Regions from separate parts of the Homo sapiens genome. Here region 1 is linked to region 2. The links are chromatin contacts, found by Hi-C in ENCODE. All regions are on one chromosome and are shown on one strand. Each heading gives the region's core, a stretch centred on a gene start or an enhancer-like site at or near the end of the contact. The rest is flanking DNA. Distances are from core to core; before and after follow the strand shown. Region 1 holds the start of IRAK1BP1 (interleukin 1 receptor associated kinase 1 binding protein 1). Region 2 holds the start of IBTK (inhibitor of Bruton tyrosine kinase).

Region 1 (7,165 bases), core at 921-3,420, 3.4 Mb before region 2:
TAATAAACATTAACAAACATTTTTCCCCATTTATTTGCCCCCCCACCTTTGTTTTTATTTTGCTTTATATAACTGATTTTTTTTAGTATAGTCCAATTTTTCAAACTTTTCCTTCATGGTTGCTGCACATGAAATTATGATTAAGGCCAGCCTTCCCATCCCCCAGAATATTTATATTTACATATAGGTTCTTCCAATTATTTTTCTTTTTGGTCTCATCTGAATTATTTTCAATGTATGATATAAGATACAAATTCTTTAAAAATATAGCTTACAATGGGCCAGGCACCGTGGCTCATGCCTGTAATCCCAGCACTTCGGGAGGCCGAGGTGGACGGATCACGAGGTCAGGAGATCGAGACCATCCTGGCTAACACGGTGAAACCCCATCTCTACTAAAAATACAAAAAAATTAGCCGGGCGTGGTGGCGGGCACATGTAGTCCCAGCTACTCGGGAGCTGAGGCAGGAGAATGGCGTGAACCCGGGAGGCGGAGCTTGCAGTGAGCCCAGATCGCACCACTGCACTCCAGCCAGAATGACAGAGCGAGACTCCGCCTCAAAAAAAAAAAAATATATATATATATAAAATATACTATAGCTATATAGCTATAGTATATTATATATATAGCTTACAATTATCCCTGTACCATGTAATCATTTTCCACTGATATGAAATCTTTTATCGTATACTAAATACTTACACTTTAACTCCTGTTGCTTTTTGTTTATGACATTCACTCATTCAATAATTTATTTTGGAGGCTATATTCTTCCGCATTTATCGTAAGGGAAAAAGAATTTTTCACCAAGTTTAAGAAACATTATTTTGGGTGTCTTAAATAATAAAAGACTATGACGGAAAGTTCTTAACGTTAGTTTTTAAATTAAAATTGTTTTCAGCTAACAATAAACAAGATGGATATACACAAAATTATGTTAATCTAGTGATGAGCCTAATTAAAGGAGGGGGGTACCATTGATTTAGTTGAATTATACTAATCGAAAAGAACAGAAAAAACGATGGTGAAGAAACTACAAGAGGACTGTCAGCTTTTCAGGGTCCTTTTAAAAGAACAGTTCTTGTCCTTCTAGAACTAGTTATTCAAAATTCTTTTTTCCCCCCTCGATTCTCTTGATAAAATTCAGATAGTAAAGACGTATAAGTCAGTGGGGCTATTTTTACAAAGATCATTGCTTAGTGCTAGGAAGAGAATCCAGAAGACGGGAAGTTGAGGGTTGTGTTCTAAAAGTTCTCTGAAGAAAAGGGTACAGAGAAGCTCCAAGTTGTGCAGGCCCAGCAAACTCCATGTTGGACGTGCTTTGCTACCACCTAAATCTCTTCTGTCGGAATTCAAGGCCCGAACCATTCCAGGGATTTTAGAAAAAAATGGGGAGACACAAAAATGATGCCAAAGCCATAGCTATCATTACAAACATCCATTATGTTCACTCTGCTTTCCATATGCAACGCACTCTACATACAATGGGCGCCTTATAAGCACATAGCAAATGTGAAAAATATTATCAACATTGCTTTGATAATATTAATATATTATATATATTAGAATATATTATATATTAGAATATATTATATATATTAGAATATATTATATATTACTAATATAAAAAATATTATCAACCCTGCTTTAGAGAAGATGATACTGAGATATGAAGAATCATAAACTGTCCAAGATCACAGGGGCAAAAAGTTCACCTCAACTGAAACCTCTCACGAACCACAAAAATGTGGCCGAGGGAGCCTCAAAAAGCAGTACCCCAAGCGGGGACGGTAAAGTCAGAAAAGACAAGGCTGGGGGTAATCACAGAGAAATCTAAAAACCCGCTCGGCCTCGCTACTCTTCTCCTTCCTCTGAGGTGCAGAGGCGCGGTGGGACGACAAGGAGTTGCGAGAAAGGGCAGAGCTCACTGAGGAGGCAACAGAGAAAGTCCGCTAACAATTTTTGAAGGCCGTAAGTTAAACATGTTAAAAACTGTAGCTACTCACTCAGCCGACATCTAGTAAAAAAGATGCGGCAAGATCAACAAGGCATATAGCTTGCGCCCGCCAGAAGTTCCGCGGCCTCCACACCCATCCCGGCATACTTTGCGCCGTGCACAGGCAAGCCCTGGTGCGCATTGGCCCCTTCGGCCGCCGTCGGCCGGTAGTTACTATGGAAACCCAGCTGCCATCGCTATGTCTCTGCAAAAGACCCCTCCGACCCGAGTGTTCGTGGAACTGGTTCCCTGGGCTGACCGGAGCCGGGAGAACAACCTGGCCTCAGGGAGAGAGACGCTACCGGGCTTACGCCACCCCCTCTCCTCAACACAAGCCCAAACTGCTACCCGCGAGGTGCAAGTAAGCGGCACCTCAGAAGTGTCTGCGGGCCCTGACCGGGCGCAGGTGGTGGTGCGAGTGAGCAGCACCAAGGAGGCGGCAGCCGAGGCCAAAAAGAGCGTTTGTCGCCGTCTAGATTACATCACGCAGAGCCTCCAGCAGCAGGGCGTGCAGGTGAGATCTCCGCGGGGGAGGAAATAAGAGCCGGAAGACACAAAAGGGTTGGCAGATGGTCGGGCCCCACAGGCCCCCCTAGCGGGAAGGGAGATGTGGAGGGTCTGGAGCGTTTAGGACGCGTTTGTTGCAAAGGTACTCCGGGACGCCAGGACCTGGCAGAGTGAATATTTGACCCATTCTTCTCCTAGACGAAGGTAATTATTGGCCTCAGGCAAATTAAAAATAAAAGAATGCAAATTGGGTAGGTTTTTATCTGGGGATATTTGCTTCAGTGATTTTGTTTTTAAATTTAAAGTGATGAAATGTTAAAACTTGAAATGTTAGTTGTAAATACTTGCCCACGTGGAGTGCTGGACACTAAATATTTTGTTTTGTTTTGTTTTTATTCCGCACCATGGAATTGGCAAGTGAAGAGCACGACCTGCTTCCTTCCGATCATGTAAAACTTTGCATGGAATGGTTCTTGAGTATGTTCCGCAAACAGTAACGTTGGGAAGTGGGGAAGAAGTTGCGTCCATTTTCATTTTATAATGATTTTCATTTTATAGTGATTCCCCCAAAATTTCTTCGGCCTTCTTAGGTTTAACTTAAAAGAAAAAATCAAGCCAGTATTGTGGATACCACATATACGAAATACTTCTACTTACTTAACGGAGATGTCCATGAGACAAATCACTAAACAAATCTTACCTTAAGCCTACTCCTAAGGCAAGAAAAAAAATGAAGCCATCATTTAATCCACACAATAGCACTGTTAGGCATGTTTTAATATCCCTGTTTTCCAAATTTAAAGAGGTTAAACAATGCTCTGAACTTTAGGTAGAGCAATATTTGAACTCATGTATTCCTGAAACCAGAATGTAAGTTGCTTCCAATTCTGCCGATAATTAGAATGAAAGAAAATTAGAAATCATAGGGATCAACGATTTCAGTTTTCTCATTTTATAGAGTAGGACCCCAAAGGCCAGAGATGTAACTTATCCAGGATGACATTGAGTTGGTAAAAGTGCAGGCATTGTTACTTCCAGTCTATTGCAAGAAATTCCATACCCCGAAAAAGCAAGTCCTTATTTTTAACAAGAAAAGATATTTGAATTGCATTTATAATACAAACATACAAGTTATTACAAAGTCATTTGGACAAGATTTCTTCAAATGATTTTACAATTTAGAAAAATACAGATAATTATAAATAATGTGAGTAAAGTGGGTTTAATATGTAGAAAAATAGTTTTAAAAAACTGCTACTAGTGCTGTAGTCGTTTGAATAATGTTAACAAGTTTTTAAGTTATTTACATAAAATAAAAAGAGCTCACAGGTCTCTAATATATAAAACAACATAAGCTGGGCATGGTGGCTCATGCCTGTAATGCCAACACTTTGGGAGGCCAAGGCAGGTGGATCACTTGAGGCCAGGAGTTCGAGACCAGCCTGGCCAACATGGCAAAACCCAATCTCTAGTAAAAATACAAAAATTAGGTGGGCATGGTGGCACAGTCCTGTAATCCCAGCTACTAGGGTGACTGAGGCAGGAAAATCTCTTGAATCCGGGAGGCGAAGGTTTCAGTGAGCCGAGATGGTGCCACTGCACTCCAGCTTGGGTGACAGAGACTCTGTCTCAAATAAGTAGTAAGTAAATAAATTAACTAAGTCCAACTTAGAGTAATCAAGATTCAGTGTTCAAGGCAAGACATAAGAAAGACAGTAACCTCCCAATTATCTCTGCTAATGGATGAAAGCAGTCAGGTAGATAATTTGTTCAGGAGATAATACAAAATATCATTTATATTTTCAGAATGAATTATGGGTCTTCACAAAGTCTGTATTCATTTTAAACTTTAGAATTCTGAGCTGTAAGATTTATAAACATCACTTCCCTGCTTAAAGGGCTCCTCATAATCCAAACTCCTTTGCTTAAAAGATGGAGCCTGAGCCGGGCGTGGTGGCTCACGCCTGTAATCCCATCACTTTGGGAGGCCGAGGAGGGCAGATCACCTGAGGTGAGGAGTTCAAGACCAGCCTGACCAACATGGTGAAATCTCGTCTCTACTAAAAATACCAAAATTAGCCAAGCATGGTGGTGCATGCCTGTAATCCCAGTTACTTGTGAGGCTGAGGCAGGAGAATTGCTTGAACCCAGGAGGCGGAGGTTGCAGTCAGCTGAGTTCGTGCCATTGCACTCCAGCCTGGGCAACAAGAGTGAAACTCCGTCCCAAAAAAAAAAAAAAAAAAAAAAAAAAAAAAAGATGGAGCCTGACTATCCTCATCTCCTATCATATCTTCCTCCCCTCTATTGTATTTTTCTTTAAGAATTAGCCCAAGTCTGAGCTATGGAAGTGAGACACTGTCTCAAAAAAAAAAAGAAAAGAAAAGAATCAGCCCAAATTCACCTTCTTGGCATTCCTTTCCTAATATAACACTAATCCCTGCCATGCAACACTTCACTCCCTATACTTGTAATAAAAACTTATCCTGTATCATAATTCTTAATTTACTTGTTTCTCCTCCATATTCTAAACTTCTCCAGAGCCAAGACCATTTGTTCTTTTTTTGCCTGTATGAGTTATGGTCCATACACTTCACATAATGTGTACTCAGAAAATGCCTTCTGAATGAATAATAGAAAAAAAATGAAACAATAAGTGAACAAATTATTCAGCTATGGTATAGATCATAGATTTATGAACTTGTGTGAAGGTATAATCCTTACTTCTAGCGTGGTTTTCATTGAAAAGTGTTTTAAAGTTCTAAGCAATATTTACTCATTCAACCAACAAACATTAAGCCTTTCTTTTCATTGTTCATTTTTGTTTTTGGTTTTTGTTTTTTTTTGAGATGGAGTTTCGCTTTTGTCGCCCAGGCTGGAGTACAATGGAGGCAGTCTAGGCTCACTGCAACCTCCGCCTCCCAGGTTCAAGCAATTCTCCTGCCTCAGCCTCCCAAGTAGCTGGGATTACAGGCGCCTGCCACCACGCCTGGTAATTTTTGTATGTTTAGTAGAGATGGGGTTTCACTGTGTTGGCCAGGCTGGTCTCGAACTCCTGACTGATCCCCCACCTCAACCTCCCAAAATGCTGGGATTACAGGCGTGAGCCACTGCGCCTGGCCCATTGTTCATTTTTAAACAATACTTTATATTGTCTTAGTTTGTTTGGTCTGCTGTAATGAAAAACCATAGCCTGGGTAGCTTATAAACAACAGAAATGTGTATCTTACAGTTCTGGAATCTGGGCATCCAAGATCAAGGAGCCAGTAGATTTGGTATATAGTGAATGCTACCAAGAATTACCCTGATATCTCTGCTTCCCCTTTATTTTCTTCTCTCTCCAACTGTAGGCATAAAATGACCTCACAATGTCTGGTCCTCCCTCACAAAAGTGTTTCGGTCACTCAGGATGCATATCTAAGTTCTAGTGCAAGAGAGGACTAGGAGTAAATGCTGAAGGGAGTGTTTAACCCCTTTAACCCATTGCAGTATGAGCAAGACTACTGTAAGATTCCTTTAACACAGTGCAACCAAAAGACAGACACCTTTTCTCCTTTTTGCTTCACAACAGACCACCTCAGCCACCATGACACCCAGTAGGAGGTATTCCACAGGAACAGCAGACGAGAACTTACCTTACATCATGACACATCAAGGCATATAGTTCTTGCAATGGACTAAATGTTTGTTTCCCCCCAAAATTTATAGTTGAAACCTAATCCCAAGTATGATGGTATTCGGAGGAGGCTTTTAGGAGGTGATTGGGACATGAGGATAGGGCTGTTTATAGATGAGAACTCCAAGGACCAGAGTGATTATTGGCAGGTTGCTTGCACACGGTCACAGCCAGGAAGTGGCAGAATTTTAACTTTAGGGTCCATGCTCTTAACCACTACAGGATGTTGCTTCTTTATTCTCTTGACAGTGGATAATTGAGATTTTAGGTAGGGAAGATGTCACTGATGCTATTGATACCACTACTTGTATCCTTTGGCACTTCACATTTGTGTGCATGCAGGCCCAGCTTCCATCTGACAACATTTGTAAATTCTTTGCCTGAAAGTGAAAGCTTTCCCTGGCTGCCGGAATCCACTCTCTGCAAATGGGGCCAGAGTGTAATGCCAGGGAATTAAAGTCCTCTCCCCCAGCCCCAGCAGCCTTCATCTGAAGGCTAATGTAGAACTAGAATGACTGAGGGAAATGAATGGAAAGAGACCCCAGCATCTTCACCCCTTGGGGTCGGATAATTCTGAGGTATGTGTTCCACCCTGGTTCCTAGAGTTTCTCTGCAGGATTAAATTTGAGCTGACCACAGCGGTAATTTGCTTGACAACATATCCTTTAGTGCCTTTCTTTCCTTATCTGTCTTGCATCCCACTCTGTTAATGGTGTTTTTTGGGATCACCTTCAAAATTAACTGTATGCAAATCTTTGTCTTAGGATATGTTTCTAGGGGCACCCAAATTAAGATAAGAAGTAGTGGCAACAAATTGAACATAGGCATTGGCTAAAGTTTTTCATTATTAAAAATGGTCACAACATGAATGTCCTCGTAAGCTATATATTTATACATGTCCTTAATTACAGGTTAAGCATCCCATCCAAAATGCTTTACCAGAAATGTTTTGGATTTTGGAAGTTGTGGATTTGGGAATATTTATATT
Region 2 (7,458 bases), core at 4,959-7,458:
TTATATCTTATACCAATATAAATTCTAGATGGTTCAAAGGCAAACAAAAAAACGAAACTACAAAAGCACTGGATGAAAATACAAAAGACTCTTTTTTTATAATCACAAAGTACAAAACACCTTTCTAAGCAGGATCTGAAATCCGAAAGTCATAAAAGATTAATTCAATAGTTTAAAAATTACATTAAAAAGTTTAAAGACAAAAGGAGAAAAATTTGCCTCAATATATATGGTCTTTTAGATCTTCCTTAATGTGTAGTCTTTGGGAGCAGAGAAAATTGGCTATAAGAAGACTATTTAGAAGGACATACTTGAGTTTACTATATGTATAGGGAAAGCTTCTATGCATCAGAGGGAAGTATGAAATATTCTAAATCTGTATTTTTCCACTCCCACTTCATACCACACCAAAGAGTCAGAAATCTGAGATCTAACTAGTTTTCTGATCTTAACTACTTTGATTTCTCCACCTGGAAACTAGATGATTATAATCTTCTCTATTAGGTTGGTACAAAAGTAGTTGCAGATTTTGCTAGTAAAAGTAATGGCAATGGCCAGGCGCAGTGGCTCATGCCTGTAATCCCAGCACTTTGGGAGGCCGAGGCGGGCAGATCACCTGAGGTTGGGAGTTTGAGACCAGCCTGACCAACCTGGAGAAACCCTATCTCTATTAAAAATACAAAATTAGCCAGGCGTGGTGGCACATGCCTGTAATCTCAGCTACTCGAGAGGCTGAGGCAGGAGAATCGCTTGAACCCAGGAGGCAGAGTTTGTGGTGAACCAAGATCACACCATTGCACTCCAGCCTGGGCAACAAGAGCAAAACTCTGTATCAAAAAAAAAAAAAAATTAATGGCAATTACTTTTAAGAATCCAATCCCAAACCTATACCCCCTAAAACTATATCACCACCACCAACACAACAACCAACCCTCTAAAAGTAATGGCGATTATTTTTAATGGCAAAACCTACAATTACTTTTGTACCAACTTAATAGCTCCAGATCTGTTCTACTAATACATTCTGTAATTTGATATAGTCCTCATAAAAATCATCTCCCCCTTAAAACACTGATTTGAACAACAGCAACAAAAAGAACAAGATAAAACAAATAAAAATGTGTTTGGGGGCCGAGCACGGTGGCTCACGTCTGTAATCCCAGCACTTTGGGAGGCCGGGGTGGGCGGACCATGAGGTCAAAAGATCAAGACAATCCTGGCCAAGATGGTGAAACCCCATCTCTACTAAAAATACAAAAATTAGCTGGCCACACTCCTGTAATCCCAGCTACTTGGGAGGCTGAGGCAGGAGAAATGCTTGAACCCAGGAGGTGGAGGCTGCAGTGAGCCGAGATCCCGCCACCGCACTCCAGTCTGGTGACAAAGCAAGACTCTGTCTCAAAAACAAAACAAAACAAAACAAAAGACGGGCACGGTGGCTCATGCCTGTAAACCCAGCACTTTGGGAGGCCAAGGCAGGCGAATCACGAGGTCAGGAGATCAAGACCATCCTGGCTAACACGGTGAAACCTCGTCTCTACTAAAAATACAAAAAATTAGCCGGGTGTGGTGGCGGGCGCCTGTAGTCCCAGCTACTTGGGAGGCTGAGGCAGGAGAATGGCGTGAACCTGGGAGGCGGAGCTTGCAGTGAGCCGAGATCGTGCCACTGCACTCCAGCCTGGGCGACAGAGAGACTCTGTCTCAAAAAAAAAAAAAAAAAGTGTTTGGTAGCAAAGAGAAAAAAAGGTACCAATCGTCAAGTACTTTAAAAGGTTAAAAATGGAAAGCATGACACAGTAGTTCCCCATTATCCATTTGCTTTCTATGGTTTCTATTACCCACAATCAACCATAGTCCAAAAATATTAAATGAAAATTTTGGAAATAAACAATTTATGTTTTAAATTGCATACTATTCTGAGCAGTATGATGAAATCTCATAGTGTCCCACTCCAAACCACTCCACCTCACCTGAGACATGAATCATACATTTGTCCAGCATTGCCATACTGTACATGCTACCAACTCGATAGTCACTGAGTAGCCCTCTTGGTTAGCAAATTGTAAAAACATAGCATATATAGGGTTCAGTACTCTCTGCAGTTTCAGGCATCCACTGGGGGTTTTAGAATGTGTCCTTGGATAAGTAGGGACTATTTATTGTATGTGGCAAAATAGTTCATCCAGTTAATTTCATTCTTTTAAAGCTCTAAAATCCCACCATGTTTGTATTTTCATTGTATGCATAATACCTGGAAGGAACTACTTACTGGTGAATCACTCAAACCTTACATTAAAGAATTAAGATACAACAGAAAAGAATTCCCTAATTCATTAGTATATATAATGTAAACATTTAAAGGGGGGAAAAAAGAATGTTAAAAAGTCATTCCATACTATCATATAGAGAAAGCGGCACCTACAGAATACTATGAACATAAACATGGAAGCGATTAAGAGCTAGGATTTCTTAGAGTTTTACATACATAGATTCAAATATAGCAATGTCAGCTGTTATCAGTTATATAACTAAAAAATGACATAATCTCTCCAAGTCGTTTCTTCATCTGAAAATAGAAACAATCCATGGACTTCACATGGTTACTATAATGATAAATGAAACTACCTAACATGGTACCTGGCACTAAATATGCATTCGACAAATAATAGTTTTCATTACTATTGTTTCTTCAGTCATAAAAAGGTAATACATTTTAACTCCAAAATTCATGTTTGAGCTTCATTATCACTTGTTACCACTTCTCCAAAGAAATCATTATTGCTAAAGTTACTAATGACTTCCAAATTACCAAACACTTTTAGATATTTTCAATTCTTACTTGCCTTCCCTGCTTTTATGTCTTTAAAACCTCATTCCCTTAAGGAGTCTAAAAGAGATCCAGGAAGGGCAGGAAGTCGCAGAAACATTTAAGCATGGGCTCTCTCTCTTAACCACTTCTTCCTAGGGCATTATCGCTTCCCCTGTCCTTCAAACTGGGCTTCTCTGAAATAATCCTCAGTCCTCTACTTCATATTGTTCCTGATAGTTTCAATCCTTTTCATGCTTTTAACTCTACCGTACACATGATTATAAATCCCCAAATCTGTCTCTTGCTCACATATTTGCCCTAAACTCCAGGCCCATATTTCCAATGCCTATTGTACTTCTTATCTATGCATTCAAAAACTGCTTAAAGAAGGGGAAGAAAGCAAAGGAAATAAGCATTTAAAGACCTAATACATACGGAATGCTTTACATCAGACCAGTCAAGTAAACCACCTAAATCATACCACCAAGAAAAGAGGGAGTCAGACTTCAAATACAGATCTGTTTAATGATGAGGTCCGTGCTATTTCTGCTACGTTACACTGTCTTCTTCAGCGCATCCATAGTAGGTCACAAGGCATTGGGAATACAAAAATAATTAGGACCTAAATATTTTAGATAAAATAAAATACAGGTTCATGGATAATACTCAGGTGGATGCATAGCTAGTTTAACATATGTACTAACTGAACAAAACTTATGATCTATTACACAGTTCCTATTATCAAAGGGTCACAGTTTGGTAGAAGAGAGTAATTTTATTTAGGCAAGTAACTAAAACATATCATAATTATAAACCTATGGTCAAGATAAAACAAGTGACACATAGGAACGGGGAGTGCAGAAGAGGGGTCCAGGTAAGACTTTCTACAGGAGATAAACTATGTATAAACTAAGACTTAAAAGATGAGTACTGGCCAGGCACAGTGGCTCATGCCTGTAGTCCCAACACTTTGTTAGGCTGAGGCAGGCAAATCACTTGAGCCCAGGACTTTGAAATCAGCCTGGGCAACATGGTGAAAGCCATCGCTACAAAAAAAAATACAAAAATTAGGCGTAGTGGCACATCCCTGTAGTCCCAACTACTCTGGAGGCTGAGGTGGGAGGATCACTTAAAACTGGTCAGTCAAGGCTGCAGAGAGCCAAGATCATGCAACTGCACTCCAGCCTGAGCGACTGAGCGAGACTCCTTCTAAAAAAAAAAAGAGTACCATATGTGTTGGCCTGATAAATTCTGGGTGAGAGCACATTTGAAGCAGAAGGGATAGTAAATATAAAAGAACTAGAATCATCTTGGTCCATTCCAAAATTTCTAAATAATTCAGAAGACAGAAAGAAGTGAGGCCTAACATACACACAAGGATAGACAGGATTTTGAACAGCCTTATGTGCCTTTTCTTAGAGATTTAAAAAAAAAAGGGCAGGCAATCCAAAGACATACTTAGGATCTTGAATTGACAAGATGTGGTGGTAATTCCCAGGTTTCTGGCTTGGAGAACAGATAGGGAAACTAGAAAGAAGAGTAAGGGGTCAATACTTTGGAAGTGAGTAAAGCAAAACAAAATTAAACAACGGAAAAAACACACAAAAATTATAGGTGAAATTTTGTTTTATACATTATACACAGTGCTCTACATAAATATAATCCTTATTATTGCCCCTGTAAATATGATCACTTTCATTTTCTGATGAGGAGATTCATGTGAAAGTTTAAAAAGCCTACCTAAAATAATACCGACAGAAAAGTGCTCTTGATCCCACCTATTCTATGCTACCAAACTGCTCTCCCAAAAGGCAGTTAGAAAAATTTCAATGCAAGTAGTATAGTGTAGTAGAAAAAAGTACCATGGAATTCAATTCAAAATAATTGAATTCAAAAGCAGTTTGGTAGGGCAGCTGGAGACTCAAGCGATTCTGCCTCAGCCTCCCGAGTAGCTGGGATTACAGGCACACATCACCATGCCTGGCTGATTTTTTTGTATTTTTGGTAGAGACGGGGTTTCACCAAGTTGGCCTCGAACTCCTGACCTCAAGTGATCCGCCCACCTTGGCCTCCCAGACTGCTGGGATTACAGGCATCTTTTTTTTTTTTTTTTTTTTTGAGATGGTGCCACACTCAGTCGCCCAGGATGGAGTGCAGCGGCGCGATCTCGGCTCACTGCAACCTCCACCTCCCGGGTTCAAGCAATTCTCAGCCTCCCCAGTAGCTGGGATTACAGGCGTGAGCCACCGCGCCCGGCCTAAAAAATTTCTTGAAGTAAACTCTGGTTTGACTAAAGCTTCTGCAAATATTTGCAAATGTAATTATTTTTAGAAACCAGTTTTGTCCTCATCTACCTTGCCTCAATTTCTAAAACAAATAAAAGTTAAGGAATTCAAAATACAAAAAGAGAAATGATCAAGAGGGGGCTGGCAAGCCTGTGAATTTACACCACTTTATGGGCACTGAAACACTACTACTCATAAAAGTCATATCCTTTCAGTATTTCTGATAAATTTCAAATGGCCTACTTCGAGGCATAAGTTAAAAGGTGCTACATGAATCTCTGGCTAACACAGTCAAGTTTTATGAACTACGTTGGAAAACAGGAGTCAAGGACGGCCTATGTTACCTAATTCGCAGCTGAACTAAAACTCTTTGAGCCAGACAGCTCTGCCTGTTACAAAAACAAAGGGCCTGTCTTCTCTGTCTCTCTCAACCCTCCACCCTCCAAAAAGAATCAGTTCCTTTTTACATAGCAATCAATGTCCACTTATCAGATTTCACGACCTGCTTCCCCAGAGTCAGTATCCCCAGGGTGGACTCAAACTTGTGACTCCAGGAAGGGGATAAGGAACATGAGCGCCCACAGGAATGGCTTCAAATCCAAGACTCGAAGGAAAGTGACACTACATAACTATCACAACTAGGAATGCAATGTCGCTGGAGGGCGTGTCCAGCAGGACGGGAGCGTAGCGCATCGCCGGGACAGGCCATTCATTAGCTGAGGGGGGCGGTAGGGACCCTGGCCACTCGGCCCTCTCCGCGCCGCCTCGCGCGAAGCCCGGCAGCCTCGGGGCCACAGAGTCCCCTCCCCACGGTCCCCCCGCGCCGCCGTCCGCAGCCACCCGCACCCTCCAGAAGGCGAATACTCTCCCCCTGCCCCCGGGCTGAAGGGAAGCCGCACCGCACGGTCGGGCAGCGCCAAGCCCTCCCTCACCAGTCGCTAGATGAAACTGCGCCGGTGGATTCCGCAGGGTCCACATAGAGCCACAAAGGGACTCATCCTCAGTGAAGGCAATAAGAGAAACCGAACGGCGCCAGAGGGGCCAGTCCCCAGACCCGGGTCAGTTCGGCAGGCGGCTGCAATACAGCCGCTACTACAGGAATCGGGAACGGGGATGTAGAGGAAGGGCCCGAGCGGGCGGTTCCCAGTAATAAGGCGGGCGCTGGTTGGCTGGGGCTCCTGTATGTCTCTTGATGATTGGCTGGTGCCTGCCCAGAAGGTTTCGCGTGGCAGCACCTCTGCCATGGCCTTTTCCCTGGCGCCCCAAAGGAACTTGACCTCGCCGGCCTTGGGGCCGCTGACTCAGGCCAGGGGCGGGGAAAAGAAAAAGGCCGCAGCGGGGAACTCTAGGCCAACAACGGTGATGGGAGTGTCCCTTTCAGGCCAGCCATCTCGTAGTTAGAAACGTCTCTCTAGGTAGCTGGAGACTCGCGGGGGAGGCTAAACCCGAGTGGAGAAGGAGACCTGGCAGGATGCCTTGGACACCCGGTCGCTACGCAGCAGAAGCCAAGTGCATAGGCGTCCTGCACAGAAGAGTTTCCTCCCATGGCCTTAGCAGTGGGGTTACTGCAAAGCCAAAGGTGTAGTCTCCGTAAACCCAGCCTCACCCCTCTCTGGATCTCCATACACCCGGATTATCTGGCAGTCACTCCCTTGGTCAGAAGGCGTCACTGCCCTCTTAGATCACCACCGTAGGACTAGCTGCCGACCCGGGTCACGCCACTCACTGCCTGACACCAGGCTTACACTAGGCTTTTTCCACTTGAACTCTGAATCTAAAGGCCATTTAGAAAGTGGTCAAGTGAAAAATGCTAGGAGGGACAGTAGCCAATAATCAATACTAGGTTACTGAATGGGAAACACACTGCTGCTGAATGCCTAATACGGTAAGCACTCAGTAAATGATTGTTCAAGGAGGTGTAGTGTGACTCAAAACAAACGACACTAAGAATCATGAGTTGGCTGTACAGCTCTGCCACGTTGAGTTTTACAAGCCACTGAGTCGACCTCATCTAATCTCTAAAAGAAAGGAGTTGCGCATGTCTTAATGCCCACTGAGCTCTGCTTGCTCTCTTTTGAAGCCTTTTTTGTGGGAGGGTAGGTTACTAGCCCAAAGCCACACAGCTGCTTAGCGAAAGAGAAAGGGAGACTAGGACCCAGCCCTCCTACTGCCCTTCCCAGCACATAATTGTTTCTTTGCTCTTTATTCTTAATGTCCTTCTACAAAACAAAAACCAGTTTGTAATGTCAAAATTGAGTGGTTTTGAAAATAAGCTTAAGTTGGCCGGGCGCGGTGGCTCACGCCTGTAATCCCAGCAATGTGGGAGGCCGAGGCGGGCGGATCACGAGGTCAGGAGATCGAGAC

Evidence for each region. Hi-C counts contacts between places; a loop is a spot of excess contacts on that map. Pooled maps may share reads with other maps.
Region 1: a pooled map shows a loop between it and region 2 (22-fold over the local background). The contact joins the promoter of IRAK1BP1 here to the promoter of IBTK in region 2. A Hi-C loop is called at or near these places in 9 of 50 pooled maps.

Annotation. Positions count from the first base shown.
Region 1 is chr6:78,865,381-78,872,545 of GRCh38, forward strand. It overlaps IRAK1BP1 (interleukin 1 receptor associated kinase 1 binding protein 1), which reads left to right and starts at 2,171. Exons shown (of 4, transcript NM_001010844.4): 1 at 2,171-2,511. The coding sequence starts at 2,197. LOC107986613 (a long non-coding RNA gene) reads right to left here and starts at 2,110. Exons shown (of 2, transcript XR_001744210.2): 1 at 2,008-2,110. RefSeq lists enhancers at 2,066-2,175, 2,206-2,525, 2,358-2,958.
Region 2 is chr6:82,241,536-82,248,993 of GRCh38, forward strand. IBTK (inhibitor of Bruton tyrosine kinase) reads right to left here and starts at 6,209. Exons shown (of 29, transcript NM_015525.4): 1 at 6,027-6,209. RefSeq lists a silencer at 5,842-6,011.